Linked DNA regions of Homo sapiens: region 2 is linked to region 1. A link is a contact called in ENCODE Hi-C data. All regions are on one chromosome and are shown on one strand. Each heading gives the region's core, a stretch centred on a gene start or an enhancer-like site at or near the end of the contact. The rest is flanking DNA. Distances are from core to core; before and after follow the strand shown. Region 1 has its middle 280 kb from the start of LINC01950. Region 2 has its middle 140 kb from the start of EFNA5.

Region 1 (2,700 bases), core at 109-2,608:
TATTTTGTATTTTTAGTAGAGATGGGGTGTCACCGTGTTAGCCAGGATGGTCTCAATCTCCTGACCTTGCGATCCACCCGCCTCGGCCTCCCAAAGTGCTGGGATTACAGGCGAGAGCCACCGCGCCAGGCCTTAAAAAATTTTTAAAAGAAAAAAGAACAAGAGTGGTTTGAAGCTGAATACTTTTTTTGCCTAGCCTCACTCTGACTCCTGCCGATGCTGGCTCCACATCTTCTCATCCCCTCAGCCAGGTGAGCCTCACATTTGTCATGTATGTCAAGTTCCTTTCACTTGAGAAATTTCTACAATCTGTTCTCCACTCTTGCAAATGTTTAAAGTAAAGCATTTTAAAGTATTTATGCTTTCCGTTTATTCTGGCTTAACAGAGGTTTTGTATTAAAATTAGAGATATGATTTGAGACTCTATATAAATAAAATTGGAATCTTTCCACGTAGACAAAGGGGAAACTAAGAATGTCTATGGAGTGAACAACATAAATCCATGAGCAAGGAGGTTGGGGTCTCACAAACAGGAACAGAACTGTGAAGGAGCTTCATATAAACATCTTCACATACTTACGAAGGTGAACCAAGAGGCAACTTGGCTTCTCTTCTTTTCAAAAAAAAAAAAAAAGTTTCTAAAAAATGGAGTTGTTTATAGTCATTCAAAACTCCATATCCATAAAACAGGATAAGGAATGTCTCAACACTGTAGATAAAAGTCATTTGGAGAGAGAACACTCCCTTTAATCCAAGGAATGCGTGCTGATTAGATGACGAGGGTGAACGAAGGCAGTACAACACCTATTATTAATAATAATAAAATGACTTTGAACTTCTCCAGTCCCTTTCATCTAGGAATTTCAATTTGTTATTAAACCTCACTTTTACTTTATCACCCCTTGTAAGGCAATAAAACTGTAATACTTAGAATTTCTACATTCTCTTGTAGTTTTAAATACTTTATCATCATTCATTTGTTGTTCAAGGCTATAACTTACTGAGTAAGCTAGGGTAATTACCCCATTTTATACAGATAGGGAAACTGAGATATAACAACTTCTTGCCGAGACCACACAGTGAGGCTGCTGCAGAGCCAGAATCAAGGCTAATACTTGAATTCGTGCAGGGCTTCTCGGTGGGAAAACTAAATCAGTTCCCACGCTTCCTCCTGAACAGCTATCTTAAGACACAGGTAGCCTTAAAATAAGGAACTTCAGAATTTTAAAAATTAACTTAGAAGAAGTAGAATAATGTTAAATATTCTGCACACTTCAAACTTAGAAGGACTAAAGAAAGGCTAACTGACAACTCATAATAGAACAGGAAGAGAAAAAGAGGAAGTGGGTGATAAACATTCACTGCTTTTCCAAAGATTCACCCCTAACTTTCACAATGGGTAATTGAAGATGCTAAATAACAACATATAACTTGTACTTTATGTATACATTGATATTATCTGATTGCAGCTCAAATTGCCTTTTAAACCCATTCTTCTCTCCCCACCCACCAGGCACTGGGAAGAGGCTGGCAATATCTTGAACATACTACCTTTCAAATCCTTCCTTAAGTGACAATGACAGCAACATTAGTGACAACTCTTGGATGGTACGGAGCATTTTTAGCCCTTAGAACCTACTCATTTGAAGTTAGTGAACTTCTGAAGAATAATTGCCTTAAATATCATATTTTAAAATTCAAATGTTATACTGAAAAAAAGCAAATACTTTATCAGGCATTTGTGGTCACTTGACCTTTTCCAAACCTAGAATGTTAGCCTTATTAAAATCCACAGCTTTTCTGCCTCTTTCCATTGCGAAAGGGAGGAGGGAAAGACCTAACCCTTAGACAAGTATTTTATTTAACTTCAGAGGCCACTGAAGTATTTTATTTCCTTTGTGAACTTTCCAAGTGCCTTCTGCCCTAGGCAACAAGCAAAGGGTGAATGTAAGGAGTGGTGAAACCAAAAGTGGCTTGGCTGCTCCAGTCAAAAAATAAAAATCAACAACATGTCCAACAGTTGAGATAAATACCCTCCAAACTTGCATCTTGTACATGAAACTGGGTCAGATCAGGCCAGGCCAGGTCATTGTCCCCAGCGGTAGTTATCGATGGAAAACAATGCCACAGGCAAAGAACCCTGGACCAGGGAGATCCCCCTACCTCCCATATCCCCATACCCTAAAGACAGATCATGCATGTACTTTGGCCATGTATAGAAAAACAAAAATAAATAAACCACCCCTTGATTACTAATCTCAAACTTCAGGCAATGTGTGAATGAGATGACTGAGAATACGTGCCGAACTCTGCATTCCTCAACAGAAACCTAGCACCATGTGTATTTCTATCAATTTAATACATTAGATTACACTTAATACAGAAGGCAGACTCTGTTTTTCTGTAAAGTAGAATTGCTACATTTCTACTCTTCCGTTAGCCCACCCTGCAAAACAGCAACAACAATTTAAAAAAAAAAATGCTCCTCTAGACCTTTCATTTTGTTTTCCAGAAATATTGCCAATTTTGCCAAGTTAAAGCCAAGATTCACCACTGCCGATTCCACCCCCAACCCTGCCAAAATCTGAGAAAAACAATAGTTTCAGACATGACAAACACATTGCAAAAAGAGTCAGAACAACAAGTTATGGAAACAGGAAATTATTTAAAACCTTGAATAAAATATCCTTGAAGCACTTA
Region 2 (2,700 bases), core at 57-2,556, 520 kb after region 1:
TAGTTAGAGCTAGGGGTCAATACTTGGAACTCAAGAATGCTGGTAATGAGCCTGATGGCAAGTTGGAAATGGGTTTTCAATACGATCACTTGACAAACATGATTTTTACGACTTTGAGCTTCAACCACAGGCCATGTTATTGGACAGACATGTGAATAGGTAAATGTCTAACTACTATTTCTGTATTTCTATAATATTCTTCCCTTTGGGGCCATCAGGACAATCTACCAGGTCTAGGAATCAGACTACTTTCTGAATCTGAAAGGGGGCTGATGGCAGCTACCAGGATTTGGGAACTAGGAAGAACGAATAATGACAAAACAGTTTAAGAAAAGATGAAAGAACTACTTTGGAGCAGAATTGGCTAGAAGAAATGTTAATGGCCTGCCTTCATGGTGTTGTACAGAAAATGAAATACTGAGAAGCCACAAAGAGAGCCCATCCCTGTGGTATAACTGTGAGGCATAATAGGAGGAATTTAAAAAGAAAAACTTGAGACAGGCATTAGGAAACAGACAGAACTTCCATATTCCCAGAAAGAAGGTGAGCACATTGAAGGCATTTAAAAACTGAGGTTGAATTAAACTCTAGGAAATATTTTCTCTTGTCGGCAACAATTCTCTGCTGGCCCAGTGGGACAGAGTACATCATCTAACGAGACATTTTTATTTCTAATTTCTTTAACTCCATGGAAAATCCTTCCTGAATTCTCCGCAACTCTCTGTGGTGTTTACTAAGTGAAATAACTTAGTGCCCTCCACAGCCTTCACTAACTTAGTATCCATTCGCTCTTCCAAATCAATAATAAACACATTAAATAACATTGGTCCCCATACAGACCCCAAATGCACCACACTATTAACCTCTCTCCACTCCAGGAAACCAGCAGTCACTCTGTCTCCCACGGCTTAGCTGGTTTTGTAGAAATCTCCAGCCTTTGACTGCTCCTGCCCAGCTGAAAGAAGGGTCTAACTCCACTTCTGCTCTTTCCTGGTTAACACTGCAGGGCTCTCTGGTGGAAGCCTGCACCCCTGGGGCAGTGGCTGCAGGTAACACTAGTCTATTTGATGGGAGGCCTAAGAGTTTCAGCAAGGAAGGAAAGCAAGATGGAAAAAAGTTTATTGTTCTTACTGAAAACCCAATTGCACTGCCATTTTTCAATTCCATTGAGAAATGTCAATGTTCTTTCCCACCGTCTGGCGGAGGCAGATTTGACCAGGTGTCTCCACACAGAGTGGGTTCTCACAGTTGGGCTGCGTGTGTGTCATAAAGCTAAATAAGGAGCCAGTTCAGTCCGCCACCCCCCTTCGCTTCTGCCGGCCAGACACACTTCCCCATATGACAGTCTTATAAATAGCTGCTAAGCAGCTGGTCCTCCTCTCACCTCCTGACTCTGTCAGAATCCCCCACTAGAAGCCCCTGACAGTCATGCAGCTGGGAGCTCCCCTTTTCTCTTCTTCTCTCCTCTCCACTCCCTACCTCTGACATATGGCCGCCACCTCAACAATGCCCACTGAAACCAGCCAGGGACTGACTTCCATGGGAGAAGGGATCAAGCAGGCTGAGGGCTGGATCTGACCACTGAAGCAAACTGTCACCCAAGTAAACAGGGGAATGGAAGGTTGGGAGACACCACAGTGAGACACCAGGCAGCCCACAGTACAGCGGCCAGATGGCTGACCCAGCAAAAATCCCAGGAATCTTTCTGGAGTGAGTCAAACATTATAAATATCTGTGGGACTCCGTGATGCTTCTAACTATATATGTACATATTCGAAAATAGTTTTGGACAAATAAATATAGGATGAAATGTATTATTATTAACTTTTACAAAGTTCCAACAATGTGTTCAGAGTTCAAATGAGGGTAGGATTTAGGATAAAGAAAATACAGGAAACAATTAAAGATTTGGAAGCCAATACATGATAAGAAGATAACAAAACAGAAATGGTGCTTTGTTTCTAAATATTGTTGGTTTTCATGAAAGAAGAAGCTCTAGCTGATAGGGTATTATAGCTGCAGGTATGGGCAGAGAGAGTCAAGTCAATTTCACAGGAACTTATTGAGTGCCCACTATGTGCTAGGCACAGGGAATGCAGAGTTATCCCCAGCCTTGATCAGCCCAGACAAGTAGAAGGCCAGTAGATGTTATAGAAGGTGGAAAGGTCAATTTTGCTTTTGGGGTAGAGAGTCGTGGAAGTCTACAGAGAGGACACAGGACAATCTAGGCTGTAGGAATAGCAGGAGTTCAGGCAAGAAGATGCCCACGTTCCCACAGGTCTAAGAAACAGTGGACAGGTCCCCCTGGCATAGCAGGTATAGTGTGGGAGGCGGGGACCTGCTCAAGCATGCTGGAGTGGGCATGCGGCTTGGGGAAGAGGACTTAGACATGAGAAAATGAAACCATTGAACAAAGTGTGCAGTAACCACAAGCTAATGCTGAAATTTCAGATCTCAGTTGTCACCTAAAGAACTCACCCCTTCTTGGTTCTCCTCACATAGGCTATTCTGAAAGTTTATTTTTATTTATTTATTGAGACAGAGTCTCACTCCATCACCAGGCTGGAGTGCAGTGCACTATGTTGGCTCACTGCAACCTCTGCCTCCCAGGTTCAAGCGATTCTTGTGCCTCAGCCTCCCATGTAGTTGGGACAATAGGCACCTGCCGTCAAGCCTGGCTAATTTTTGTATTTTTAGTAG

What was found. A loop is a pair of places that touch in the nucleus more often than their neighbours do. Pooled maps may share reads with other maps.
Region 2: a map with no recorded cell type shows a loop between it and region 1 (7-fold over the local background). The contact joins two enhancer-like sites. A Hi-C loop is called at or near these places in 7 of 37 single-sample maps with no recorded cell type and 3 of 50 pooled maps.

Annotation. Positions count from the first base shown.
Region 1 is chr5:107,292,998-107,295,697 of GRCh38, forward strand. No RefSeq gene overlaps it. Among named protein-coding and RNA genes, the nearest start is that of LINC01950, 280 kb to the left of the region's middle. Within about 2 kb of position 1,359, at least 2 of the 41 ENCODE cell types and tissues checked have a DNase peak (open chromatin) inside an H3K27ac peak, as active enhancers do.
Region 2 is chr5:107,811,400-107,814,099 of GRCh38, forward strand. No RefSeq gene overlaps it. Among named protein-coding and RNA genes, the nearest start is that of EFNA5, 140 kb to the left of the region's middle. RefSeq lists enhancers at 1,058-1,167, 1,268-1,367, 2,085-2,284. Within about 2 kb of position 1,307, at least 3 of the 41 ENCODE cell types and tissues checked have a DNase peak (open chromatin) inside an H3K27ac peak, as active enhancers do.